Linked DNA regions of Homo sapiens: all the other regions are linked to region 3. Evidence: chromatin loops called from intact Hi-C (ENCODE). Cell type or tissue: heart left ventricle. All regions are shown on one strand. Links, peaks and the distances in the headings refer to the core of each region. The heading gives the core; the rest is flanking DNA.

What was found. A loop is a pair of places that touch in the nucleus more often than their neighbours do. Peaks named below come from ENCODE experiments on the same cell type or tissue, not always from the same donor. Only the 100,000 strongest peaks of a DNase experiment are listed, where the experiment ranks them.
Region 1: a loop joins it to region 3, with 4 times the contacts of the local background. A loop is called at or near these places in 28 of 110 quality-filtered maps.
Region 2: a loop joins it to region 3, with 2.1 times the contacts of the local background. A loop is called at or near these places in 5 of 110 quality-filtered maps.
Region 4: it touches region 3 in a loop (8-fold over the local background); 59 of 110 quality-filtered maps call a loop at or near these places.
Region 5: it touches region 3 in a loop (4-fold over the local background); 71 of 110 quality-filtered maps call a loop at or near these places.

Annotation. Positions count from the first base shown.
Region 1 is chr17:79,809,207-79,814,744 of GRCh38, reverse strand. It overlaps LOC124904071 (a long non-coding RNA gene), which reads right to left. Exons shown (of 2, transcript XR_007065928.1): 2 at 2,266-2,366. Among named protein-coding and RNA genes, the nearest start is that of LINC01977, 11 kb to the left of the region's middle. RefSeq lists silencers at 2,994-3,173, 4,274-4,393, 4,594-4,673 and enhancers at 3,083-3,608, 5,483-5,538. In heart left ventricle, for the core only: CTCF peaks have their summits at 2,999 and 3,200 (motif pointing right); a DNase peak (open chromatin) is centred at 4,454; H3K4me3 peaks cover 3,015 bases; H3K27me3 peaks cover 3,369 bases.
Region 2 is chr17:79,860,507-79,866,044 of GRCh38, reverse strand. No RefSeq gene overlaps it. Among named protein-coding and RNA genes, the nearest start is that of CBX4, 24 kb to the right of the region's middle. In heart left ventricle, for the core only: no CTCF peak of the experiment used is centred there; DNase peaks (open chromatin) are centred at 2,674 and 3,514; H3K27me3 peaks cover 1,026 bases.
Region 3 is chr17:79,988,825-79,994,362 of GRCh38, reverse strand. The region is part of intron 3 of TBC1D16 (TBC1 domain family member 16); the gene reads left to right. Among named protein-coding and RNA genes, the nearest start is that of TBC1D16, 44 kb to the left of the region's middle. RefSeq lists silencers at 540-732, 2,631-2,690 and enhancers at 416-1,287, 267-1,466. In heart left ventricle, for the core only: CTCF peaks have their summits at 2,364 and 2,567 (motif pointing right); DNase peaks (open chromatin) are centred at 1,892, 2,552, 3,092 and 3,442; H3K4me3 peaks cover 939 bases; H3K27ac peaks cover 1,591 bases.
Region 4 is chr17:79,842,681-79,848,218 of GRCh38, reverse strand. No RefSeq gene overlaps it. Among named protein-coding and RNA genes, the nearest start is that of CBX4, 6.0 kb to the right of the region's middle. RefSeq lists a silencer at 3,164-3,383. In heart left ventricle, for the core only: a CTCF peak has its summit at 3,273 (motif pointing left); DNase peaks (open chromatin) are centred at 3,258, 4,018, 4,418 and 4,568; H3K4me3 peaks cover 2,568 bases; H3K27ac peaks cover 1,767 bases; H3K27me3 peaks cover 527 bases.
Region 5 is chr17:79,787,610-79,793,147 of GRCh38, reverse strand. It overlaps CBX8 (chromobox 8), which reads left to right. Exons shown (of 5, transcript NM_020649.3): 5 at 1-1,016. It overlaps CBX2 (chromobox 2), which reads right to left. Exons shown (of 5, transcript NM_005189.3): 5 at 5,165-5,538. Among named protein-coding and RNA genes, the nearest start is that of CBX8, 6.7 kb to the left of the region's middle. RefSeq lists an enhancer at 1,571-2,380 and a silencer at 3,042-3,191. In heart left ventricle, for the core only: CTCF peaks have their summits at 2,910 and 3,109 (motif pointing left); DNase peaks (open chromatin) are centred at 727, 1,617, 2,147 and 3,077; H3K4me3 peaks cover 317 bases; H3K27me3 peaks cover 4,000 bases.

The sequences.
Region 1 (5,538 bases), core at 826-4,825, 180 kb after region 3:
GGGGGTGGGGTGAAGAGGCAGCTCTGCCACAAGCCTTAGGAATGGCCTTACCCCATCACGTCCCCCTCCCAATCTCAGTTTCCTCATCTCCCACTGTCTCTTCCGGCCGGACGCTCCTGGGAGTCTAGGTAGACTGGGGCACGAGGACTCCTAGGGTCGGTCTCAGGAGGAGGAAGGCGGCAGAGCTGGTGGCCACGTGCTCCCCTGGGGGTCGAGCTGTCCCCAGGAAATACGATCGGTTGTTGTGGACAGGACCTTGGATGCTCCCATCCCAATGCCAGGCCTGAGGACTTGGAGACAGGAAAATGGAATCATTGGGGAGCAAATTTCCTATCAAGGAGTGGCATGCTTGATAACATAGGCTGCTAGGCACCGGGTTCTCGGTGTTTCTGGGCTGAGGAAGAGGTGCCTCACTCCCCACACAGCAGCCCAGGGCCTAGGTCCCGAGTTCCTGTGTAGGAGCGTCGAGGGAAAGGACCGAGAGGGCTGGGGGATTGAGGCGATAGTGCTCCCATCTGAGAGAATGGAGTGCCCAATTTTCCCGGTTTCAGCAGCTGCTGGGCGGGGGGGCGGGGGGGGGTCTCGAGAGCCGCCCACGCTGCCGTCTTTCTTGCGGTTCTTCCGTGGGAAAATTGGCGCGTGGGGCTGGCCCTAGGAGGGGGCGATGGGGGCTCTAGGGCTAGTGACCCCCCCAACCCCATCAGAAGAGAGAAGGAACCCAGAGCTAGAAAAAGTCCCCAGCCCTCATCTGTGCCGCGCCTGTGGGAACCCCTACTCCTTCCAGCAACCAGGGTGGGCTGGTGCTGGGGCTTGGGCGCGGGTCCAGTCTGGCGATCGGGAGTGGAAGGGGGGGTCCCGGCCGGCCCTCTGGGGCTGGGTGAGTGGTCGCCGCATGCAGAGCCCCCCTTGGGGCGAGGGGGGGCGCGCCGGCCCCCGGGAGGGGCGGGGCGAGGGTGCGGGCCTCGGGGGCCCCCAGGCCGCGCAGCCCGGGTGGGCTGCAGGGGCCCCCGCCGGCCCGGGGCGGGCTTTGTCTGCGGCAGCTCCGCTTTGGGAAGGCGCCAGCCGGGGTACAAGATGGCGGGGAAAGGGTGGGATCGCAGGCGCTCGCCACGCGGAGCGGCCCCGCTCTGCCTGCAATGCAGCAGGGGGAGGGGCGGGGGCACCGGCGACAGCGCCCGCCCGCCCCCCTCCGGCCGCCGGGCGCCCCCCCGCCGGTGACCCCGCGCCCGCCGCCCCCGCCGCCTCTGTCTGGCGGCTGCAGCCTCCGCCTCACTCCGCAGAGCCCCGGCCGCGGCAGCTGCAGAAAATGGCTGCCAAAGCGGCGCCAGTCGCCACGCTGCCCCGGCGGGGGCGGGCGCCGCAGCCCCCAGCCCCGCTCTCGGTGCCCGCCCGGGGACGCTCGGCCGGGCGCAGGGACCCTCCCGGGGGAGCGGGCGGGGGCGGCCGCGGGGCGAGCGGGGGAGGGGCGGTTACCTGCGGGCAGAGGGGGCACGGGGTGGGGGCGGCCGGGGACTGCGCAGGAAGGGCGCGCTCGGTCTGTCCCCACCCCCACCCCGGTGCCCGGTGCCCTCGCGAGGTCGCGGCGCTCCGGTGGGGAAATGTTAATGGGGTGTTGACCTCGGTGACCGTGTGTCGCTCCCACCCATTTAGAAATCAGTCTCCCCCACACCCTCTGGCGTTGGAGCTGGGCGGGCTAGCCCCGATGCTCCCCGCAGAAAAATTAAAAAAATAACAAATAACAAAGCTGTGTGCGTGCTGACTACAGACGAGCCAAGCCCGGAACTCCGCGGAGAAGATCCGGGTGGATCCTCGGGCGCCATAAACCGCAGCCACCACCGTAGCTCAGCAGGTGCCGAGCGCCCACCCTCCTCTCGGCGGGGAGCCGCTCTGCGACCCCCTCCTCGGCCCCGCCGAGAGCCATCCGCGCCGAAGAGGCGCCGGCGGCCACCCCGCCGCTCCCCAGCACCCGGGCCCGAGCACCCTTCTCCGGGCGCCAAGGGGAGCTCAGGGTGAACTGGACACCCGGCCTGGGGCATGGGCTCAGGGCAGGGCCCGGGGGCGCACCAGGGCAGGGGACGAAATCGCCCCAGGAGCTCCAGGACTGAGACTGCTGAGAAATAAACGAAAAGTGCGCACAGAGGACTGGTGGGTGGGGTTGGACTCCGGAGTTGGGACCCCTTGGCACAGCCGCGTGGGTTCGTACCCCCACTTCCCCAACCCAAAGGAACCCAGGCCCCAGCGGGCCGGGCCGGCCGGGGAGAGGTGTGCCTGTAGACTTGGTGCTTTATTTTTCCCTTTCTGCAAGTTTCTCTCTCATCCCTCTCCGCCAGCTGCGTTCTCGACTCTTCTGATTTCACCACCAGCGCCTGGAAAATTCAAATTCAGTGTATAAGAGGGCAGGGGCCAGGGACCAGGAGCCAACAGGTCAGGAAAAGGGGTTTCCAGATTCGGGAGCGCTTCTGCTCCTGGGGTTTAAGAACAGAGAAGAAAAGGCGCATTTGAGACACGTCCCTGTGCAGAGAGAAGTCGGGGGACATCCGGGGGTCCGCATTCCCCCTCCCCCACCTGGGCGGAGGAATCCATGTACCTAAGCACGCAGAAACTTGAAGATGGGGATCTATTATAAATGACCTGGCTAAATGGGCGTGGGGAGAGCGGGTCAGGGATGGTGTACTTCGGGGGCACCAAGAGGCAGCACCCGGGTATCCATGGATTTTCCAGGACCTGAAGAGGTCTCAATGGCAGAGGTCCGGCGCTGGGCGAAAACCCAGGCAAACTCTCCGCCCCAAGGGCACTCCCCAGTCCCTAGTCTGGAGGGAAACAGCTTTCTTCTGGGCAAAACACCGCGGCAGCGAATCTCAGCTAAGGTCAGGGAGGGATACATGCTGGCACCAAGGGCTGCCGCCGCCGCAGCGCTTCCTTCCGCAGAAACAGCAAGGAGGAGGCGGCCGAAGCTAACTCGATCCAGCAGGCAGCGCCCTCCCCAATCTAGCACCCTCGTTCCCTGGCAGTGCCCGCTTCCACCACCTTCCTCTGGTAGGGACCAGGTTAGGGAATTTGAGATTTTGAAGAGAAGGAGGACGAGGGTAAGGGAGGATGCCCAAGACGGGCGGAGGTCGCGCTGGTCATCGCGCCCTGGTCCCCATCCCCCACTCTAGCTGGCCCTCCCACGCGACCCCCACCTGCGCGGTGTTCCAGGCGCAGGCTGCCCAGCAGGGGGCATCGCCGGGCGCCTCCCGCAGGCGGCAGCCCTAGAGGCGAGCTCGGTCACAGGCACAGTCCCTAAGGGCACTAGGGTGTCCATTGTCTTAGCGGTTCCCTTTGGGTGAACTCAGGACAGGAGTGGGTCCCCGAGAGGATGGCTCTGGCCCCCACGGCGTCGCCAGAACACGCGCGCCGGAACCGTGACAGCCCCAGAGGGGTCAGCCGGACACCTGTGCATGCGTGCGCGTGCGCGCGCCTCGGCGGGTTGGGGAGGGGGCGAGGGGCGCCCCCGAATCCGCAGTGCCCTTTCTGCCTGAGTTTGAGGCGATCGAGAGCCTTATCCCCAGAGGAATAGCTACGCCTTCTCTCTTCGCCCGCTCCCATCCCGCGGGTGGGCCCGGCGCTGGGCACCTGACCAACAACCCGCAGCCACCGCTCCACTGCATTCTGCCTGGAAACCCCAGAGTGGTTCTCCTAGTGCATTTTTCTCCCCGCACGCAGGGGTTTTTTTTTCCTCAACAATTGGCAGGTTTTTAAAGTAACCTTTAAATGAGACATCGATTTACCATTATTATGATTGCATTCAGAAATCCAGCCCGAAGGGACACCCTGGGAGATGCTAATTTGGAGGTATCTAGGGCTGTTTATGATTTAGCACTTCCCTAGCCTCGGAAGCACATTTCTTTTGCAGCTAATTGCTCTGATTATCTAGGGGGGAGGTGGCGGAGGGGGGTGGGGGGGGGCGGTCTCGGACTGTTCCCAGAGCCCCGTGCGTGCACGCAGTGAACCTGATGCTGCAGCGGCTACTGCGGCAGCGACACACTCTCACACACACACACACACACGCACACACACACACACGCACAGACACACACGCACACAAGCTCCCCTCCCGCATCCGGGCCTTCCCGCTCCTCCGCCGTTGCTCGCCGGGTTTGGGGAGGGGGTGCGTGGGGTGGGAGTGGGAGCGTGCGCGGAGCGGGAGAGGACAGGCCAAGCGGCCACGGGAGAAGAATGACAACGAGGCAAAGGGAGGAGGAAGGCCGCGGGAAGAAAAATTGGGGAGAGGGTACAGGCAAAAAGGGGGGTTAAGCAACGAAGGGGGTGCGGAGGCGAGGAGCGGAGATACCCGGGGAGAAAGAAAGGGAGGGGGCGGGGAGCGGGCGGGGGCGGCTGGCTGGTTTCCACTCGTGAGAGCCGGTTGCCGAGAGACGCGCGGGCCAATGAGCGCGCACCAGCTCAGCCCGGCGCCCGCCGCGTGCCCTTATATGGTGCGGCCGCTCGGCGGGCGCTCGCGCACATCGCCATATAAGGGCAGGAACCTAAATACAGGCTATACCTTGTTCTCCGCTCGCCCGGCCGCGGCCCCGGCGATCGATGAGCGCGCCGCCGAGCGGGCTGCGGCGCGCGGGCCCCGGGAGCCGGCGGGGAGGGGGCCGCGGCGGCCGTTCAGCCCGGGCCAGATGTGGCCGGCGCAATGGCTGCCCGGCCAGCTGCAGCGCTCGGAAGGTGCCACTCGCCGCCGCCGCGCTCCCCATCCTTTCCCTCTCCCCCTGCCCCCCCATTTGGAGGTGCAAATGCAGATGAACCGGGATTGAAATCTAATTGCTTTTGTTTAAAAAAATGTGAGCCAGTCCGTGTTGAGTTTGAGCAGACGCCTGGGATCCCGGCAAACCAAGCAGAACGCCTGGGGGAGAGAAGGGGAAAAGCCCTAGGGTCTGGGCGGGGGGCGGGGGCCGGGGGGAGGCGCCGGTAGAGTGCTGCGTGGAGCCTCAGCGCCAGGAGGCCGGGAACAGTGGCCACGAGGACCCACTGGCTCTGTGCCCTGGAGGCGCGGGCGGCCTGGAGCCAGCCAGGTGGTGGAAGGGAGAGGTGAGAGGTGTCGCTGTCACACCTTTCTTCTCTGTCGCTGTGCCAGCCCTGCTCCTGACGGCAGGCTGCAAGAGGCTGGGGGGATAGGGGACAGGCCCCCCAGCTCGGAAGATTGAAGCCATCAGGGCCGGATCTGGGCAAGGAAGGAGTCATCTCAGGGATTCTCTGCCAGAGGGGCGGTGGGTCCTGGGTGAAGCCTCCTGAGATCCTGGTCTCCTTGGTCAGATTGACGCCTGCCTGTGCTGGTGACCTCAGTGTCCGTCTCGAACAGGACGCCCCACTTGCTTTCCCTCTCCCCACTTCTGGCTGGTCTGTTTGCCCACGGAAGAGGAGTCTGAGCTGCCCCTGCAAGGGTCTGGACGGTGAAAGTGGCCCCAGGATGTCCAGGGAGTGTGGAGGGGCCTCTCTGGCTAGGACACGTGGTGCACTGACCCAGTTCTCTCACGCAGCCTGGTGGCAAGG
Region 2 (5,538 bases), core at 1,013-5,012, 130 kb after region 3:
GAGCACCCGGTAGACCCACGGGTCAGCAAGCGGCCAGGACCTACCACATCTGCTGGATTCATCCTGGCCAAAAAATAGACAGCCTTCCCCCTTCCTCTCAGCACCCACGGAGCCAGCAGCTGGCCCCTGGAACATGGCCCAGCACGTCCACCACCAAGCCTGCCGAGGAGACGTTGGGATCCTCTGCATCACTTCCCATTTCCCAGGCAAGGAAGTCTGAGAAATGCACCTTCCAGCCTTCTCCGTGGAGGGTGAGGGGGAAGGAGAGCCATCAAGTGCCAGCCCATCCATCCCACAGGACAGAGACAGAATCAGACCACTCACCTGTTAGAAAACCTCCTTCAAGGGGCACTCGCACGGGGGACTCACGGTGGGGATGGTCTGAGGCTGGCTCTAGAACCTGCTTGCTGTGTGGTCTTGGCCACGTCACTTTAGACTTGAGTCTTACATGAGATAATTGCAGTGCTTTGTAAAACTGTAAAGCGGGGAAGCCCCTGCTGCTCCAGCAGTCACTCAATGCAAGCATCCTTTCCTTCCCTCTGCAGTGGGCATGGAAGCTGATTTTCACCCATGGCCTAACCAGGTTCCAGAGGGACAGGTGAGCCAACTCAGAGAGTAGACCCAGGCTCCAGGGAGATGCCACCCACAGATGGAATTGTCCTGGGTTGTAAAATTTGCAGGAATTTTGACAGCCAGTACTCTTCCTGTTGGCAGCTTGAAATTGGCCATGGTGGAAATAGTCACATCATAGGAACTGCATAATGATACAGATCAGGGCTATTTGTCCCCATGCCCCAGAGCTGACTATTAAACATTTATCAGCTTGCCATTGGTTAAGGCAATAGGATGGGTGAAATTTCTGGAAGGCTGTGACTTGGTGGCTGTCCCCACTAGCTGTAAATGAGGATCGCCTGGGGAGCACCAATCACATCCCAAAAGCGCAGACTCCCCGCCGCCCAGGCGAATTGACGAGAAGCTGGAGGAAGCAGAGGGATCGGGGCAGTAGCTATAGAGGGTGGAGGGATCACAGGAAGAGACCTGCCAGCACATGTTTGCTTGTGAGCGGAAAGTCCTTTGCCTGGGAGTCGCAGAGAGAAGAGGCAAGGGTGACGTCCCTGGGTGAGCCAGGAGAGAGGAGCTCCAGAGGCCACAGCAGGAGGAGGGAGGAGGCAGGGCAGAGCAAGGCAGGCTAGCAGGGAAGGTGCAGGAGTCGTCACCAGGACACGTATCGTTTTCTCTCTCTTTTTTTTTTCTTGAGACGAGTCTTGCTCTGTTGCCCAGGCTAGAGTCCAACGGCGCAATCTCGGCTCACTGCAACCTCCACCTCCTAGGTTCGAGCGATTCTCCTGGCACAGCCTCCTGAGTAGCTGGGATTACAGGCACCCACCACCATGCCTGGCTAATTTTTGTATTTTTAGTGGAGGCGGGGTTTCACCATGTTGGTCAGGATGGTCTTGAACTCCTGACCTCAGGTGATCCACCTGCCTCAGCCTACCAAAGTGCTGGGATTACAGGCGTGAGCCACCATGCCCGGCCGACACCTGTGGTTTTCAAAGAGGGGACAGTTTCAGCTGGAAGGGCTTGGGGGGCTGTTGCATTCAGGTTGGTGTCCGCTGTACCATCCTCTGAGCTCTCTTGCATCAGGATCCTCAAAGAAGAAATTCCTCTAATAGAACTTGTGACAGTTAGCGCAAGGCAGAGAAGCTCCACCCCCAGCTCAAGTCAAACAATGGGGGCGTTGTGCAGGAGGTCTTCCTGGCTTTATTATTTTTGGAAAAAAAAAAATGTACATGGTGATTGTAAACTAAATTTATTTTTTTTTATTTTATTTTTTGAGATGAAGTTTTCGCTCTTGTTGCCTAGGCTGGAGTGCGGTGGCATAATCTCGGCTCACTGCAACCTCCGCCTCCTGGGTTCAAGGGATTCTCCTGCCTCAGCCTCCCAAGTAGCTGGGATTACAGGCACACGCCACCATGCCCGGCTAATTTTTTTTTTTTTTTTTTTTTGCATTTTTAGTAGAGACAGGGTTTCACCATATTGGTCAGGCTGGTCTCAAACTCCTGACCTCAACTGATCCGCCCACCTCGGCCTCCCAAAGTGCTGGAATTACAGGTGTGAGCCACCGCACCCTGACAATAAACTAAATTTAAAATCACAAAAGAGGCCAGGCACAGTGGCTCATGCCTGTAATTCCAGCACTTTGGGAGGCCGAGGCGGGCAGATCACCTGAGGTCGGGCGCTCGAGACCAGCCTGGCCAACATGGTAAAACCTCATCTCTACTAAAAATACAAACATTAGCCAGGCATGGTGGCACGTGCCTGTAATCCAGCTAGTCGGGAGGCTGAGGCACGAGAATCGCTTGAACCTGGGAGGCGGAGTTTGCAGTGAGCCGAGATCACACCGCTGCACTCCAGCCTGGACGATACGGCAAGACTCTGTCTCGAATCAATAAATAAAATAAAATAAACCACAAAAGAGAAAGGAAGAAAATAAAACTCATCAGACGCCACTGCCCAGAGGTGATGACAATGGAGTGAGCATGCCTCCACGCACCTCTCTGCAAATTCACACCTTACAGAGTGTGATGGACCACCCTCCCCGGCATGCTCAGCTCAGACCTCTCTGTTGGCATCCTGGGACTCCAAACAGGCAGGGAGAGGAGAAGGGGAATTGGGCCACTTCAGCCCAACTGAACGAACAGCAGGCTCTCAGCCCCTGGACACGGGCCAGGCCAAGCCCTTGTCCTGAGCCACTGCTTTGTGGCCGCTTGCAGGTCTTCACCAGGAACAGGGTTAGGATGGGGCAGCCTCAGTCTCTGCAGGGTCTGCCCTGGCTGGCCGAGCCTCCCTGCTGAGCAGCCATTGCTCCCTAATCTCCAGCTGACCCTGCGTGCAGCCCCAGCCTCCCCTAGGAACACTGCGCAATGACCTTGTCTTTGGCTTTTCTGAAAAGACCACAGCCAGGGTGAGCACCCCCTCAGACCCCCTTCCCCTCCTAGCACTCCAGAGCAAGGCACCTGATCTGCCCTCCTTCCTGCCAGGCTCTGCACCTTTCCAAGGCAGACGCCCCCGCATCCAAACTCCTCGCACCCCCGGTTCCCCGTCATCTTCAATTCTTTTTATTCCAACTCTTGTCTCTTCTGTCCTGAAATACACACACCTCTGCTTGACCCCTGCCGCCCTCCCACCCAGCCCCTCACTCACCTCTCCTCTCTGACAGCCTGCATGACATGGCCAAGCGTCAGTCTTGCTGCCTGTGCATATGTGTGTGCATGTGTGTATTCGTGTGTGTGCCCACGTGCATGCACGTGTGTTTGCTGGTGTGTGTGTATTTATATGGGCATGTGTGTGTGTGTGTGTGCATGAATCCGACCCCAACCCTCCATAACTTCCTGTCTGCTCTTTTCTGTCTATGAAACTTCTCTGTCCAAGTTCCCCTCCTCAGTCCCTGGGGCCCATCTCCGACCCACCCTTGGGTCTCCCTGACCCTCCCCCCGTCTTTAAGCCTGTGATTGCTGTGGCCTCTGGGACCGTCTCCCTGGCCTCCATCCATCTCTTCCATGGCTGCCCTTCCTCAGATATTCCCCCGGGAACTGCCCCTGACCTCCTGCACCTCCTTCCTCTGCTTTTTGCAGAGAGTGACCCAATCTATAGCTCCAGCACATTCCAGACTCCTAACAACAGCACCAAGCAGCAACAGGAAGTCCAAGGGCTTACTGTCCTCCCCAAACTCAGCCTCCTCGGGCTCTGGAGGTGGGCCATGTAAGGCCCCCTATACAGAGAGGAGCCTGAGATCCAGGACCACCCCCCACTGTGGCCAGGACTCCAGTGCAGGTGGCTTCTAACCACCCCGTTCACAGCCTTCCCCTCTGGCCACGGCTGGCTGCCCACAGAGCATCCTCCTGGCTGTCCAGGCCACTGCAACCCCACCTGGTGACCTTTCTGCTCAGCCAGCATCACCTCCTTCTGCCGGGCACGCTGTGCTCCCCGGCTGGCTCCCAGAGTCTGTGGCCACTCGCCACGCCATCACATCGACTCAGGTGTTGATGCTGCTGCAATCGCCTGCTCCTGTCTGCCTGCTCCTGTGCACCCCAGCCCCTGCTGCTGCCTAATCTCCCGAAAACGCTGGCAAGAGTCGAGCGCTGATTGCATCACTTGTCAAGTGTGGGTTTCAGCTCGGCTGTGGTCCACGTCGGGCGAGCTCCAATAAATCCTTTGGAATTCTGAAGACCATTATCCCTGAAAATGTGTGTGTGCTCACCGATCCTGGCTGCACAGCTGGATTTCAGGAACAGCCTGCTGAGGCTTGAAGGTGCCCCAAGAGCAGGGTCAGCTGGGGGGATTCTCTTATTGCTCACAGGGCCGAGCCCAGGGGAGGGGGCTGTATGAGTTCCTGGGGCTGCCGTCACAAATAACCAACACGAGTTGGTTTCAACAATGGAAGTTTATTGTCTTGGGCTCCTGGAGGCCAGAGTCCAAAATCCAGGTGGCAATAGGGCCAGGCTCGCCTTGAGGATCTGGGGTCAAATCTTTCCTGCCTCTTCGGCTTCCGGTGGCTGCCGGCAACCCGTGGTACACCTTAGCTGTGGCTGCCTCCCTCCCATCTCAGCCTTCATCTTCATTTGGCCTTTTGGCCTTCCTCCCTCTCTGTCCAAGTTTTTCTCTTTTTGTAAGGACACTAGTTTTGGCCAGGCGTGGTGGCTCACATCTGTAATCCCAGCACTTTGGGAGGCCGAGGCAGGTGGATCACCTGAGGTCAGGAGTTCGAGACCAGCCTGGCCAACATGGTGAAACCCTGTCTCTACTTAAAACACAAAAATTAGCTGGGTGTGGTGGCAGGTGCCTGTAGTCCCAGCTACTCGGGAGGCTGAGGCACGAGAATTGCTTGAACCTGGGAGATGGAGGTTGCAGTAAGCTGGCATCGCGCCACTGCACTCCAGCCTGGGTGACAGAGTAAGACTCGGTCTCAAAAAAAAAAAAAAGACATCAGTTTTATTGAATTAAGGGCCCACCCTAATCCCGTATGACCTAATCTCAATTTGATTTTACATCTGCAAAGACCCTATTTCTAAACAAGGTCACATTCTGAGGTCCTGGGTGGACATGAATGTGGGGGCAGGGGGCACTCTATTCCACCTCCCGGCGCCATCCCAGCAACAAAATGACAAGGCTTGCAGAAGCAGCCTGGAAAAGCCCCAGCAAAGCCAAGGGATGGGAGGATCGGGACGCTGAGGCCAGGGAATGGGACTTGCTAAACACGACTGAAGGGAGGAGGAAGAGAAGGAAGAGAGGGACAGAGGGATGCAGACAAGAGGAGGAACGGCTGGGGTAGGTGGACACCCTGGAGCAGAGTCTGTGGCTGGTGGCAGGAGGTCAGAGCCAACAGGACGGCCCTGAAGATGGCATGACCCCCACCAGCCCCTGTCTCCACCGCAGAGGGATTTCGCATTCCAATCCCAGGCCTCTGCTGCAGCACGGAAGGCCCCACGCGGAGCCCCGGCCCTTCACATCTCACCGAGCAGCTGACGGCACCGAGGC
Region 3 (5,538 bases), core at 886-4,885:
CCTTGATGGTTGGGCAGCCTCTAGGAGGAGGGGGTTTCATTGCCTCTTGTCGGGGGTTCACAGCCCTGGCACCCCCCCGGCCCTGAGCTGGGATTCTAGAAGTCACCAGCCAGGTATGTCCCCCAAGGGAGCTGGATTCTAAAGAGATGGGGGCGGAGCCAGTGCATCTGGTGGGCCGTCTTAAACCATGCTGTTATTGACTGTCTTCCGAAGGACTGACAGCTCTTTAAAAAGCTGACCTTTCTAGTAAAACTGTCAGGACAGGGAGGAAATAAGTGCCTCAAACCTCCTGAACCAAAAAGAAGGAAGTTCAGGCTCCTGGAGAGGCAGTGCTCCCCAGGGATGGGCGCTCCCTGCATCAGGAGGGCTGTCCAAGGTCAGGGAAATGAAACTTGTCAGCCTTTTCCACCGCAGCTCAGAAACCATTGACAGCTGCTCCGGGAGGCCTTGACGCAACCCCGGCCGGTGGTTGCATGGGGGCTGGGGGCTCCTGGTGCTCTCGAGGGGCTGAGCTGCTCTGAATACACAGAGCTGCCCTTGGGAGGCTCCCGAGCCCCAGCTCTTGCATCAACAGCCCTGGCAGGGGCCTCACAGGCCACGTGAGCTTCTGAGAGCTCTGAGCATGAGGTCACGGGCTCCCAGAGGCAGTGATGTGGCAGCGCCTGTCTCCCGGTGAGTTGGGGAGCTCACACCGTACCTCTGGGGAACCACGCCTGGCTGTTGCAATGTAACCCAGCACCTGATGAAATCTTCCCTGAAAGTTGCAGGTAGTGGGGGCAAAGGACCTTTTGTCTTGCGGTCGAAAGACTCCCGTAGCTGGTTCTGTTTGGCTTCATATCCTTCCCAGCAGAGTAAACAGAAAGGGCATTTTCACGTGGCTCTTCCTTCCAGTCTGAACAATGTTCCCTAAACACCTGCAAGGCAGAGGACACAGGGCTCCTGGTGCCCGTCCACCTAAGTGCCTCCTGGCCTCAGGGAATCTGCTTTGGGGACCTGAAAGTAAGGTTCCCTGACCATCAAGAACAGACAGACACTCAGCCACACTTCTGGAAACCTCCGCCCTTTGAAAGGGACTGGCTGGTGGAAGCAGGCGGCCTGGGGCATATCCCTGACCTTATTACCCCCAGGTGGTGACAGAGATGATCTTTAAGTGTGGGAGCCTGGAGCCAAGTCCTTGGCCACATCCCAGCTCTGCCTGGCTGTGTGCTGGTGGGTTATTACCCTCATTGCCTCAGTTTCCCCTCTGCACAATGGGGCTGGCGCTAGTGCTCCCCACCCCATAGACTGTCATGAGAAGTAGCATCTGGACAGGCCCTGAGAGCAGTGCCCATCTCTGTGCCATCCGCTGGGACTGGTGTTGGCCTGGTACTGTACCGTCTCACCCTTGTGTCCCCAGGAGGGGAGTGGGGTCGAGACCAGCCCCAGGGGTTACATGGACAATGGGGTTACATGGACAAATGCCTCTTGTTACATTTTGTTCACTGGTTCCCAAAATGAGGTGCAGGCTCTGCAGAGAAAGCAGGCTTTCCCCGAGGGGCTCTGGAGCAGAAAGAGCTGTCTCAAGGTAGGTGCTGGGGCTGGGGTGATGTGAGAGCAGAGTTGGAAGTGGGAATGTTCTGGAAGGAGGGAGAGGGCTAGTGGCAGATATGTGGTCACCGGAGGAGGAGCCCTGCGATATATATCAGGCAGGGACAGGGAGAGGAGAGGCGACCTGGGACCCCGAAAACCGGGTGGGTGGTCGCTGTGGCCTCTCCTGGGAGCCTCGGACTGGCGGTTAGGGCAGACTCCAGTAGATTGTAAAGGCATCAGGATCTGTCTTGCTTCTGTAAATATTTAAACACTGGGAGGATTATTTTTGGTAGCTACGGTCTCTCTCCGAGCCTGGCGGGCTGCCGGGACGGGTGTCAAGTGACATCGGGTGCAAGGATACCCCACCCCCTGGCCCCACCGGCCCCAGGCTCCGTGTGTTCACCTTTCCAACGGCCACAGTTTGATGTGGGTCACGGTTTCCCCTTCTAGGAGACGCAGAGAGATGGTCTCGGGCGCGACCAGCAGGGATTCCTCGTCCACACAGTTTCCTGACAGCGGTTGAAAGGGACGGGTCTACGCAGGCCAAGAACAGCAGCGGAGTGTGGGGTCAGGGGCCCAGCGGGGGGCACCCCGGGGAGGGGCCGCCTCCGCCAGACCCACCCCGGGTGAAAGGACGCATTGTGTGCCCGCAGCATGAGGGGAGCCTGCAGAGAGGCGTCTTTGTAGGGTCCACGAGGGGGAAAGCGCTTCCCGGCAGGCGGAGCACACAAGCCAGCCGGTGGCCACGGCCGGGACAGGCTTGTACGCAGGACATTGAGGTCCGGCGAGGATGGGGGGGCCACCAGGCCCCCGGCCCTTTGCAGAGTGTTGCTCGTTTTCTCCCACCCCAGAATTGGGCTTGGCCAACACGGCCCCCCCAACCATCCCCCCACCCCCGCCAGCTGCCCGGAGCCTCTGTGAAGATGGCGGCACCGCCCCTTGCAAACTCCATCTGCGTGGAGGTGGCACTCCTGCTCCGGGAGGGATCCCGGTGCCCAGCAGATGGCAGGCTTCCCCTAGATCAGCCCAGGGCTGGCCGCTGCCTGCGGTGCACGCCCCCGCCCTCCCCCTCCCCGCCCCGCCCCGCCCCACCCCCACCTGCCTGTGGCTGGAGGGCAGCACTGCCTGCGCGCCTCCCCACCTGACCTCCCTCTTGCCTCCCTGCCTCCTTCCAAGCAGATTTTGGTGAATCCTAAATCACGTGGATATTAACTCGCAAGTGCCTGCAAGCAGTTCTGAGGGCCGGGCTGGGGTGCACACTCACTTGGGCCAGGTCCCCCTGGTCAGGGTCAGCCAGACGCCACTCCTGCATCCTGTCCACTCTTAGCAGCCTTCTGCCTTCCCTGCTGACTTTCCGCCTCTTCTCTGGGTGTCTGGTGGGTGGAGAGGTGGAGAGCCTCCAGCACAACCTCACCCCACCCCACCTCGCGTCAGCCTCAGCCTCCCCTGAGACTACACGGAACCCAGACACGTTTGACCTCTGGCCCCAAAGCAGAGATGCCTGGCTGATGGGATGGGTGGGAGGCCTGACACAGCCAGATGCAGCCTGCTTTGTGTCATTCCTGCTCTCCCGGCGTGGACGCAGGGACCGCCCCCGGGACAGCCCAGCTGGGTCTCCAGGGTGGCTTTGTCTGGAATTTACTTTGTGAACCTCTTGCTTGTCAAAATTATTTCATAGATGATTCATGGTTATATAGAAGTGTCAGAAATAAAGAGAAGGAGCTCAGATACATGACCACCCCTGCCCATAGCAGCACCGTCCACAGTAGCCCATGGTGAAAGCGTCCAAGTTCCCCCGACGGGTGACTAGAGAAACGCGGTGTGTTCACACACATGTTCCACACACACCCAGCGGAACGTTCAGCCTTGGGAAGGCAATTCTGACACGCGCCGCAACACGGATGAGTTGAGGACGTTACGCCGAGTGAAATGAGCCAGACATAAGGGGCCAAATCTGTGTGATTCCACTTGTGTGCGACCCCTGGAGTTGTCAGGCTCAGAGAGGGAAAGATTGGGGTGCCAGGGGCTGAGGGAGGGGACGTTGGGGAGCTGGTGTTTCATGGAGACAAAGCTTCAGTTTGGGAAGAAGGAGAGTTCTGGAGATGGGTGGTGTCATGGTTGCACAAAAATAGGAATGGTATAATGCCACTGGGCTCGACGTTGAAAACGGTTAAGGTGGTGAATTTTATGTTATGGACATTTTACCACAATAAACAGAGAGAAGGAAAAATCAGTTAAGACCTTTTAAGGTGACTGGGACTGTGAGACTGGTGCACGTTTTCCCATCCTTTTGAGAACTGCCTTCTTGGATTAGGTCTGTAAGCCTGTGTAGGTTGTCCCCACCCCAGCAATTGGTCGTGAACTTCAAGCATTGGGAAATCACGTGGGAGGTGGCTGCCCAGGCTCACCTCTGCCCGGGCTGCAACAGGAGGCTCTCATGGGGCAGGTGCTGCGCTGTGGCCAGAGTGCTGGCCGGGGGCGTGGGCTCCCACCACCTGGAGCCGGCCCCTCGCTGGCTGGGCGCCCGAGACCCGTCACCGCACACGCCTTGTGAGGGCTACGGCTGCTGTCCACGCGGCTAGTTCAGGCTGAGTTGAAGCCTCCGTCCGAGCAGCTGAAAGTCAAATCTAGTCGTTAGACTCTGAAAGCTGGTTCATGTCAGAGACCTGACATGGAGTGTGGGAAAACCTTGACGGAAGCTTCCAGAGCCTGGCAAGATTAGATCAGGAAGTAACACTTTACCTAGTGAGCTTAGAAAAATAGACTCTCCCTGTTGTCTTCTGGGAACTGGGAAATCTGAGCGCAGGTTTCTGGGCATGGATGCTGCACACAGGCCTGCCCCTGGGGGTGGGCAGCAACACCCCAGCCACCCCAGGAGGGTGGGGACCCCTCGGCTGACTTTTGGGAATCCAGAGGGGGTCATTACAGAAGGGCTGGCGCTAGAGTGGCCATGAGGGTACAGTGGGTCCCTCTCCGCACCCCTTGACCCCAGTCATCTTTTCAATACCGTTCTCTGGTGGGACTTGCGAGGGCCGATGCTGAGGCTGCTCTGCTTGTGCAGAGAGGACATTCGTGTATTTGAGGATGTTCGTGTATTTGAACAAAGGTTGTAGTGTCTTGGCCTCTCGGCCTTTGGCATTGCCAGGTATCTGGGCAGAACCAGCTAGAGCTGCTGGAGAATACATGAGCAGTATCTAGAACAATTCCGAACTCCACAAGGCCAGTTTGCCATGCCAGACTGTTGGGAAGAGGCAACGACAACTCGTATTTATGACTCTGTCCATGGCAGGCAAAGCGAACCGTGGCTTTTCATCCTGGAAATACCCCAGCACAGTGTTTTTGTGGGAGCCTGTTACTCAAAGCAGGCACAGAGTGGAAAAGGGCCCGATCAAGGCCACAGTGTGGGAGCTGTCAGAGCAGGGCAGGCCCGAGGCCCAGGGCTCTGCTGAACCAACCACCAGTGAGAGGGGCTTTGATGCGTCCAGTGATAAAACCCGTCGGGCAGGTCCTGGGAGGGATTCTGGCTTTGGGGACTTTGCTGTGCTTAAGTCATGGGCAAAAGTTCCTGCGCTGGCCAATTTTGTTTTCATCGAATGTGGGGATCCCTGTTCAGGGGGCACACGGTGCTGCATTTGAGGGTCTTGAGTGGTCCTCCACATTTGGGGTGTCCTTTGGGCCATGTGGAGCCCTGAGAAGGATTGACAGGTGTTTGGGAGTTTGTGTTTGTATCTTGGACGATGGAGGAGTTTCCCTAATCATGGTGTTTTTTCAAGTTAAGAAACTTCCTTTGGAGAAGCCGTTTTCTCTTTTACTGATGAAAGGCTTCTTCTCGGCAGGAGGACTGAAGGTGCTGGGTCCTGAGGGAGGGCCTGGGGCCGGCGGGCAGGTGCGGGTTGGGGAGGGTGGCACCGTCCAGCCCAGCAGAGCCCAGAAGACGGGACCAGGCTGAGGACTTCCACGGGGCTGGCC
Region 4 (5,538 bases), core at 1,070-5,069, 150 kb after region 3:
GTCAAAGAATACAAAATCACCCCATTATCATCATTACTGTCAAATCATAGGGCAATCAACTCCCTGACACAGGCCAGATGGACATCCGGGAGAAATCCATAGTACTGGAGCTGGTTCAGAGCCCCACGGAATTAACTCGGAATAAAACCACGAGAGAAAGGTAGGCTTGTGTGTTTATTCCCCCTTCTCCCTGTTACTTTGACATGCTCTTTGTTTTAGTCAAATAAACAGAAGCCAGCATTCAATAGTGAGGAGAAGTGGCCCAAGGTTGTCCTCGTGTCCCAGGGCACAGGGGCAGGTGGACTCTGGGCCACCACGGCCATCAGTCTAGGGCCAACAGCTGATTTCACTGAAGGCGTCCACAAGGAAGCTGGTGGTCCTGACTTGTGAGGTCTCCTCAGAGGTGCCATTCTTGAAACCTCCCCCAGAAGCGGGACTGCACCCTCACTTTCATGGACCCCTTCCTCCATAGAAAGTTATTTAAAATTACATTGTATAGGCTGGGCGCAGTGGCTCACGCCTGTAATACCAGCACTTTGGGAGGCTGCAGGAATCACCTGAGGTCAGGAGTTGGAGACCAGCCTGGCCAACATGGCGAAACCCCGTCTCTACTGAAAATACAAAAAAAAAATTAGCCAGGTGTGGTGGTGGATGCCTGTAATCCCAGCTACTTGGGAGGCTGAGGCAGGAGAATCACTTGAGCCTGGGAGGCGGAGGTTGCAATGAGCCAAGACTGCACCATTGCACTCCAGCCTGGGTGACAAGAATGAAAGTCCGTGCCCAAAAAAATAAAATAAAATAAGTAGAATTACATTTTATAGCTTTGTTGGGATGAACACATTAATATTATATATTAAAATATTCTGGGTTTTGGCTGGGCGCAGTGGCTCACACCTGTAATCCTAGCACTTTGGGAGGCCAAGGCGGGCAGATCGCTTGAGGTCAGGAGTTCGAGACCAGGCTGGCCAACATGGCGAAATCCTGTCTTTACTAAAAATACAAAAACCAGCTGGGCAGGGTGGCGCATGCCTGTAGTCCCAGCTACTTGGGGGCCTGAGGCAGGAGAATTGCTTGAACCCAAGAGGGGGAGGTTGCAGAGAGGAGAGATCATGTCACTGCACTCTAGCCTAGGCGACAGAGCGAGACTCCATCTCAAAAATAAATAAATAAAAATTTAAAAAAAAATAGTCTTGTTTTTTTGAGACAGGGTCTTGTCCTGTCACCAGGCTGGACATGCAGTGGCATGATTTCGGCTCCCTGCAACCTCCACCTCTTGGGCTCAAGAGATCCTTCCACCTCAGCCTCCCAAGCAGCTGGGACTACAGGTTTGCACCACCATGCCCAGCTAATTTTCATATTTTGTTTAGAGATGGGGGTTTCCTCATGTTGCCCAGGCTGGCCTTGAACTCAAGGATGAGTTCAACTCATGGATGAGCTCAAGCAATCAACGGGCTTCGGTGTCCCAAAGTGCTGGGATTAAAGGCATGAGCCACTGTGCCCAGCCAGTTTCTTCTGATTTTAAAATAAATTATATATACACACAATGGAATATTATTCAGCCTTTAAAAGAATGGAAATTCCCTGGAGATATTGGCTTAAAGAAAAAGGATGGGTGGGCCGGGCACGGTGGCTCACGCATGTAATCCCAGCACTTTGGGAGGCTGAGGCGGGCGGATCACCTGAGGTTGGGAGTTCGAGATCAGCCTGACCAACATGGAGAAACCCCGTCTCTACTAAAAATTCAAAATTAGCTGGGCGTAGTGGCGCATGCCTGTAATCCCAGCTACCCAGGAGGCTGAGGCAGGAGAATCGTTTGAACCCGGGAGGCAGAAGTTTCCGTGAGCTGAGATCGCACCATTGCACTCCAGCCTGGGCAACGAGCAAAACTCCACCTCAAAAAACAAAAAAAGAAAAAAGAGAGAGGATGGAACTTCTGACTCCTGCTACAGCATGGATGAACCTTGATGACATTGTGCTGAGTGAAATAAGCCAGTCACAATGGACAAATTCTGTGTGAGTTCACTCAGATGAGGTCCCCAGAGTAGTCAAATTCATAGAGACAGAAGGTAGAATGCAGGCTGCCAGGGTCTAAGAGAGGGAGCTGGTGTTTAATGAAGACAGAGTTTCAGTTTGGGAAGATGAAAAAGTTCTAGCAGTTGTGATGGTCCCACTACAACATGAATGTGCATATGCCACTGAATTGAGCCTGAAAATTGGTTAAAATGGTTCATTTCATGTTATATGTATTTTACCACAATTTTTAAAATAAACAATTCTTTTTTACTAGAACATTTTCATGGGCCCTGCACGGAGCCTCCTGGGCCTGATGGAGAGGGGCCCCACCCAGAAGAGCACAGGGCTGGCCCCACCCCTGCACCACACATGCCCTTTATCAACTGAACACTCCCACAGCCACACGGACAGGATTCCTTCCAGTCTGTGTCTGTCTGAGCCCAGAAAAAGAGGAAATACTGAGCTCTAGCTGGAGCTTCATCCAGCGATGATAAATAATCTCGTGCTCCAATTCAGCTCCCATCCTCTCAAGGGCATGGTCGCCACCGGAGGTCTAGGTCTTGGGGCCCCTTCCCCCGACCTGGGGTATCTCTTAGGGCTTTAGTGTCCTCAATTAGCAACCCAGGGGAAGCACAGAAGTGTCTGGGCTCTGTTAAGAGGCGGCTTTATCAGCCAGGCGAACATTTTTTTCAGAGAACCTCAGTTTAGGGGAAGCAGTTCCTGGCGGGGCTTTGGTTCCAGGCTCTCCCCCTCCAGGGACACTCATTCCTAAGGGGAGCAGGCTGGGCTGTCTGGGAACATTTGCCCTGTAATATCAGTTTGCTTCTTATTGGTCCTTTGATAGCAGAACAAGAGGCTCTGTGATCCTCTGGACCTCAGATTTCCTTTTAAACTCTCAAATAAAAAGATATGTGTGTGCTGCTCGTGTGGACTTCCCGCTGGGAGTGGAAGGGCCCCGAGCACGAGGCCCGCGTCGGGGACAATAGCCCGCACCCCTGGGGCCTGTTCCGTGCTCAGGGCGCAGGGGCTCCCAAGGTTCAAAGTCCCCTGGAGCGGGTTGTTTCTGGCTACGAAAGCAGCAGCCCGGCCGCCGTGGGGAGGGGGAAGGGACGGGGTGTGCAGGAGGCGGGGGTGCGGGGCTTTTCAGGCCATCTCTCATTGCAGCGAGACCCCCGCTTTGCCCGCGTCCGGACCTCCTTCCCCCCTGCGGGAGAGGCGCGGAGGGGCTGCCGGACCGGCCAGGGGGAGCCCGCCCCCTAGGGGAGGGCGTGGCGAGTGCAAGCTCCTCTGCGCCCCTGCCCGGGCCCTGCCTGGGCACCCGGGACTGGCAGGCGAGGAGCCAAGGGGGATCCCTGGGGTTGGGGGCTCGGGGGGGCTGGGGGAGGTCCTCAGGGGCCATCCCCAGGGACCACTTCAGGAAACGGCCTTCTGGAAGAAGCTGGGGAAGGGGACTTTTAGGGCACACCTGGGTTATCTTCCCGTAGGTGGGGTCGAGGGGACACCCGAACATTTCTACCAGGATTCAGGAGGGCGGGGCGACCAGATAGACTGGGGTGACCGCGTCCCACGACCTCGTCATCGGGGATGGGGGTGGGGTTGGGGGCTGGACAGGTAGGGATGAAGTTGCACTGCGACCGGACTCGGCTCCGGAAGTGTCCAAAGCCTGGGCCCCATGCAGACAATATGGAATTTTGGGGGTGCCCGAGGTGTTACCACCCGCCCTGCAGTGCAGGCCAAGCTGCGGTCCGGCTGGGCCCTGCCGGCCGCCATCCCACGGCCACAGGATCCCTGAGCCCCTCTCCGTTCGCCCCTCAGTCCTGCAGAGGCATCGGGACCCCCCAGGTGTCCGGCGGGGTTCACCGCGCTCCCGCCTTTGGGGATCGATCGGCTGGCGGGCGACGCGCGGCCGCGGCTCCGGAGCCTCCGCCCCCCTCCCCCTCTCGGGCTACGCAGGACGCGGCCTCCAAGCAGCGTCCTCGCGGTTCCGGGCCGCGGCCAGGCCAGGCTGCAGGCCAGCCGGGGAGGCGGAGACGCGCCGGGCCCTTCCGATCGGGCCGCCCCTCGGCTCCGGGGTTGGGGAGAGGGAACTAGAGCGAGCCCAGCTTCTCCGCCAGCGGCGCTCGGCGCCCCCTTTTCTCGCCCCCCTCCCAAGCCAAATACCCCCACCTCGCGCGCGCGCTTAACCCTCGGCGCGCCGCGAGGCTGGGAGCTGGGAGGGGAGTAGCCGAGGGGGAGGGGCGCAGGGGAGCGAGTTGGAGGGGGGCAGTTGCGCTTCGGCTGACGACCACTTCGGGGTCCGCCTAGCGATTTTTATTTCATTCCCTGCCTTGCTGCAGCAGCTCTTGGTTGGAAAAAGGAAGAAAGAAATCTGCCCTGCGAGTGGGCCCCGCTGGGTTTGGGGGCGCGACGGGGACACCCGAGAGGAAAACGCAGGGGCTGGCGTGAAGGGGTGAACCTCAGGGGCACGGGAGAGCCGCGGGGCGACCTTGAGCAAACGAAACCCAAATAAAAACACAGTGCGCCGAGGCCGTTGTGAGCGCGGCGGCGGCGGCGGCGGGCGGTGGAAGCCGTTCCAAAGATCATATTTGAAATATGGATCCCGGGGGCGCAGATCTCCAGGCCGGCGGGGCCTCGCGACTGAGTGGGGGCCGGGGGCCGGGTGGGCTTCTCCGGGCGGGCCTGAGGTGGCTGCCCTGACGTTGGGAGGGACGGACGTCGTAGAAAACAGCGCGTCCCGCTTCGGCGCCTGCGACCCCAGCGTGCCGCAATGCGGAGGCGCGGCCCTGCGGGCGGCGGTGTGGCCCCGAGGGGTGCTTGGGCCCTGCCAAAGGACCCTGGCGTCGCGGTGCTCGGGGCCCGCGTCCCCGTCCGCGCACCCTGTCGGGCCAGTCCGCAGGAACCCCCGGCTGCAGTGCCGCGCGGCCCGCTAGGGTGGGACTCGGGGGCGTCGGAGGCTTCGCCGACCAAATGAAAGCCGAGCTTTCACGGGCGGTGGGACAAAGAGCAGAAACATTGAAGTGGGGACCCGGGGGTTGGGGGGGCACCCTTAGAAACAAAGCCACTCCTCCAGAAGGGTGGAGGGGCGGAGTGCAGGGCTCCCTCACAGCCTCCCCCTGCACGCACAACCCCACCAGTTCCGCTGCCCCTAAGCTGCCGCTACAAGTACGATATGATCAACGCCAGCGCGAAGTTTTTCTAAGGACAAGGGAGAGAAATGAGCGCTTGTTAAAGCCCGGGTAGATTCTGTAGTGGTTACTGGTAAATCCCCTCTCGGTGATCTGCAATCCACCTCCGAGGGCCGGGAAAACGATACCAACTTGAGAGCTTTCTGAGTCGGGGGAGCGACCCGGGAAGCCACAGGCGGCCCGCTCAAGGCAGAGCCCAAATCTGGGTTCCGTGGGCTGGCGGTGGCAATCTCCTGGCCCAGAGCACCCGCTCAGCGAGAAGATTCCCTTAAGAAGTCGTTTATTTCCCCGGGATGGTGCGGGTCATGCCTCTTCCCAGACCGAACACTTAGTAGCCACC
Region 5 (5,538 bases), core at 613-4,612, 200 kb after region 3:
GACTTGACCGCTCTGCGCTCCGAGGACGCAGAATGCGCGCCCCTCTTTTGACTCAAAAGCACAAATCAGTCCCCTCCACTCCACCCCCGTCTCTTGGAGCACGGATCCCGCAGCCTCCCTGCCCTCCCCGCCCTTAAAGGGCCAGCGAAGATCTAACTTCCCATTGCTTGTTGAGGGAGGGGCGCGGGGGCCCTGCACGCCAGAGGAAGCACAGACTCGGGGGGAGCGAGGCGGGGAGTCGGGGGTGGGGGAGCTTCGCGTGGGGTGGGGGGTGCTGGGAGGGAACCCCAGCCTCGTCCTCCGCACTCCCGGCTTCTCAGCCTCTCCTCCAGACTTTCTTGCCTTTAAAGAGAGAAAAGGAGGGAAACGGTGTACTACATGATTGTGTTTGTTTTTGAATATCAAATTGCGCCTATAAAGAGAAGCCCCTGGAATGGGGATTTTTATCTACTCACATTTGTAAAACTGGTATTTTAGACTTTGTATAAAGAAGCGCCGTTGACCGAGTGTATCTATTTAAATGTCGATGCTATTTTCAGATGAAACTTCACTGAAGGGGCATGTCTGTTACCTAGTGGACGGGACTGGGGGATACGCGTCTTCACCTGGCCGCCGCCTTCCCTTCTCTCCCGCCTGTCCTTTACTCCCACCTCCCTCCCTTCCTGGGGGCTGACTTTGCCCCTTCCCTTGGACCTTCTTTCCAGCCAGCTCTGTCCCTGCCGCCCCTCCGTCCTGCTGTTTGTCCGTGGCCGTGTGTGTATGTGTCTCCTTCTCTCGCTCTTGCGACGCTGACCTGGGGGGTGGGTGGGCAGGGGCCGGGGGCCACGTGGCTGGGAGTCTGCAACCGCGCAGGGTGTGTGCGCTGTTGGGTTTATTTAATTCTAAGATTTGTACAAATCTCCAATCGATCTCCGCCTCAGCTCAAGAGTGAAGCTTCGGTACCTATCTTCTGCGGTCGTGAATGTCTGTATCCAATACCGCTTTTTACGTGTTTAAATATATACTTTGTAAATAGAGACATGTCTTGGTTTTATTCTTCTTTTTCCTTCCCTGAGCAAAGGGAAGAGGCATCCCGGGAGGAGAGGATCCGTCCCTCTTCTCTCAGTACTCATCCCGTCCTCCCGCCCCCATCCTCGCCCCCATCGCGGGGGCACCGTTCCTGCAAAGGCCCTTCCCCAACTGGGGAACCCACCTGGCTGGGATAGAGGTGGGCGTGGGAGGCCGCTGGGGCAGACTCCCCTCAGCCCGTCCGGGGGAATCCGTGGCTCTCCGCACCTACTGGCTGCACTTCTTCGGGCCCCGGGCAGAATCTGGGGATCCCGGGAGGATGCGCCTGAGGTCGGGGGTTCCACTTTCCTCTGGCGGGATCCTCCAGCGCGCCACACCCCCAGGCCGGAGGCGTCTGGTCTCCGAGGCCCCGGGGCCTCGCCGCGTTAGCCAAAGCCTCCCGGTGCCAGCCCCTCGTAGCTGTCTTGAGACCCACTCCCCAGACCCACCCAACCTTGCTAGCGCTCCCCTAAATGCAGAGCCTCGCGCCTATTGATTGAGGAATTGAATTCGCGGGTATTGCTAGGCAACTGCAAGCTCGGAGCCGGCGCAGAGCGCTGCTGATGTGATTAGTGAACCTGGAGCCGCCGCGCCGCAGCCCCGCGCACCCCCGCCCCCGAGTCCCCGCAGCCTCTCCGGCCCAGGTCTCCTGGGCGGGCCTAAACCCCAGCGCTGGGCAAGGGACGGTGCGGGAGAGCAGAGTGCGGGGTGGGGGGTGGAGAGAGAGATGTTCTTGGCCTTTTCTGGCCGCAGACTTCACAGCAGTGGGGGCGGGGTCTTGAAGCCCGCACAGGAGAGCCACTCTTCGGATCCCCAAAGAGGCCACCGCACTAAACCCATTTCTACTTCCGTAGTGCCCCGCAGACGTCACCCTGCCAGGAAGCCACGATTCAGGCTCACCCCTAACGCCCACCAGGAGGAACATGGACAGGGGTAGCTCACGCATCTCCAGCCCCTTGCTGAGGAGTCAGTGGCCCGGCCCTTGGCAGAGCTTCCCCCTTCCCCAGCTGTGACCGGTGTGGGAGGGCGCGGGAGGACAGCAGCGTCCTGCTGCCCAGGCCCAGGTTAGCGGGTCACAGAGCCTTGAGTGTCCTTCCGACGTGAGGGCCTGCGCTGCCGGCCGAGTAGGGTCGCTGGCCGCCAGGCGTCAAAGATCTCCGCCCGAGACTGCCCCACCGCAACGGGCGGTCTCTGTGCTGGCAGGGGACGTCAAGGGAAGGTGGGTGGGGTGGCCCCGCGATGGTCGCCACTTGGACGGGGCTCCCTCCTGCGTCCACTCGGACGGGGCTCCCTCCTGCGTCCACTCCTGGGCGTGTGGGGCAGTGGAATGGGCTACTGCTTAAGCGGATGGGAGGGCGCCCACCCTGCCCCTTTTTCGGGTTCGCTGGCCATCACCACCCTCGGCTTTGAGGAGCGCCCTCACGGGTTTCCATTTCCTGGGCAGAGTCCCTGGGAATCCGCCACAACTGCAGAGACCAGGCGTGCGTGGCGGCCTCCAGCCGGACTGGTTACCTTGCGTCCCGAGGACAGGGCTGGCTTGTGTGGCCACCGCGGCGGGGAACCTGGCCTCGCACAAACATTGGTTGGATTGGAAGGTTCATGCTCTTCCTAGAGTGTCGGATCGGATTCATTTTCTGTCCGTTTGATGCTGGCTTCGCACCAATCCTGATCCAGGCACTGTGCCATGCGCCCGGGCCGCTGGCGCACAGACCTGTCCCGGCCCTCTGGGGCTCCTGTGCTGGTTTCCTCTTCTCCTCTAAAAGCCCTCCAGGCCCAGAGGAGCCTCGGACCCAGCTGAAGTCCGAGACTGGCGTGGCTCGGGGCCCGGCGGGACTCCGTGCTGTCCGTCGTGGAAGGCGGCTGCCCGCAGCCTCGGGTCCTGAACGCGGCGAGAGAGGCTGCGGGCTGGGTCGGGGCTTTCCTCCTGAGACTTCGGAGGCGGAGGTGGCCGGGGTGCAGGTGGTGCGATTGAGTCTCGGGCACCCTGGAGCCGCGGCTGGCTTTTCCCTCGTCCGTCCGAAGGGCCGGCGGCCGACCTTGGTGGGACGCGCGCGCCCTCTGCAGGTGGCGGCGTCGGCCCGGGTCGCCGGCGCCCACCCCTTACCCCCGGGGGGCCGGTGGCTTTCTGGTTCCGAACCCGAGCTGAGAAAGCCTTACCTCCCCCCGACCCAAAGGTACCGCTGGGCGCCCACCGCCACGGGCGCCCCCTCTGCGTCCTCCCTGAGGCCCGGCGCTCGAGCCACGAAGGCGGAGGGGAGGAAGGAGAGGTCCAGCCGCCCGGATGACCGTCCTCCCAGCCCCTCCGCACCCATCGCTCCCGGTGCCCTCGGGCAGGTCGCGGCGGCGTGGGGTCGGGCCATTGGCAGCCCAGTCTGTTCTTCTCAGGGTCCACTGGATTAGGCGATCACATCAGCGGCGCCGAAACTAACAAAGGCCGAGCGAGCTCGGCCCGGCACCCGTCGGGCCGAATCCCTGTAGAAATGGGCTCTCCCGAAAGCCTGGCTCCACATCCGGGGCCGCGCCTGCTCCTGCTCGGCCAGCTTGCTCCTTCCTGGCGGTCCCAGCCCCTTTCTGCAGCTCTCATAAGCCAGAGGACAGGCCCGCTGGGGTCGCCCTTGCCCACTTTCTCCAAAAGGAAACAGCCAGAGCCTTGCGAAGGCAGCAAAAGAGAGCCCACCAGCAGTCTTCTTTCTCTGCAACAGTCGATTTCGAATTCGCAGGACTTCCTGGAGCGGGCTAGTGCTGGGGGTCACATTTCCATTTGCAGGGGGAACCCTTTCCTGAACCAAAACATTCAGGCCTTGGCCCCAAGTAGCTTTTCACCCAGTTACTCCAACATCTAGGCCCAGCTTCTCTCTTCACTTCAAAGAAGCTCTATTCTCCCTGGAGGCTGGAATTCATGAATAAATTCATGCTGAAGTTGGTGGAAGCCTTAAGGAGCCGGGGAAGGTTCTGTAATAAGCAAATCGCCTCTTTATTCGCGAGCTTTGGGTTAGGAGTTGCAGTAGCTGCTAACTCACAGTGACTCCCCTGGAATTTTATGGCTGCCTCCTTGTAAAGCATTATTAGCACATGTGGTGGCTTCAAGGGGTTGAGTGGCTTTCCAACACAGCATCTCTGGATACTGTGGGCGCGGGGAGAGGGAGTTTTATTTTAACTTTGCATGTCTTTTGAAGGGAGCAGTCTCAAAATGAGTTGATTATATATTGCAGCATCCCTGACCTCACCTGACAGATGCCGATAATGCCGCCCCTGCCCCCAACCCCTGCCATTGTGTTTTTTCTGTTTTTCCCATTAATTCAGTCTCTCAAACTCAGCACTACTGACGTGCTGGGAAGGATCATTTCTTTCTGTCATGGAGACTGTTCTGTGCACCTCAGGACGTCTAGCAGCACTCCTGGTATCCACCCACTAGATGCAAGTGGCATCCACCCCACAGCGTGACAAGCAAGATCTCCAGATCTGCAAGTGTTCCCTGGAATGCCAGTTGTTCTCTGTTGTGAGCCACTGGTATATGGACTCTTAAACACCCATCCTTTGCTTGGAAACATATCTTTTTCTGCACCCTCTGCAAGTGGCCTTTCCCAGTCTTTGATTTTTCTGTGCCCCAAGTATTTGGCCTATGTCCAGACGAATTATTTTGCCTCAAGAAAGGAAAAGAGCAGAGTCTACTGTGTTTCCAGGGATCACTCATGATGTACATCAGGCCAAATTTTTTTTTTAAAAATTTATTGATATACTAAGAGATAACAAAAGGACAAAAATCTTCTGACGCCATTTGCTGTCCTTCCCCTGCAAAATAAATTAACATCAGTCTAAAAGAAGAAAAAACCCTGCAACCTATGCTAGTTTTCCAAAAATGCTAGAAAACCCACAGAATCATGAGATGCACTTGAGTAAAATCTGGTCATGTAGGCACTACCTGTTCCCAACTCACCATTCCCCTTCCCCACACCATCAGGGGCTTTTTGGGGGAAGCATTTCCTTAAACTGGTTGATCCTAATTAAATGTGGGCCCTAGGCTGCTGTCCTGTTTCAACAGAGATCCTTTCCTAGGGCAATAACATATCTACTTTTGTTCTCTTTTAAGAAAGCAAACAGCCATAGTTGAAAGCAATTAGAAGTGGCATACATGAATGATTTTTTTTTTAATTAAAAAACACAAATCAAGCCAGTGATTGGCTTTGGTTCAAAGCTTGATCCTCCCCTGAAGTCTCCCCTTAGTGAAAGCTCTCGGCCCAGAGCCCTCTCCAGCTAGGTCAGAATTTCGAGTGTAACCAAAACAAGGAACACTCTTTTTTGGTACAAAATATATACATATAAAAATATGCTAACATCTCTAAGGAAGACAGACTGGCCACTGCTTCCTATTCAATACAGGAGCAAACAAAACGCGGTTAACACACCATTTCACACACACACCATTGCCACAGTTCCTGCGGGACCTTCGGGAAAAAAGCAACAATGCATCGTCAGAAGTGCCAGATACCT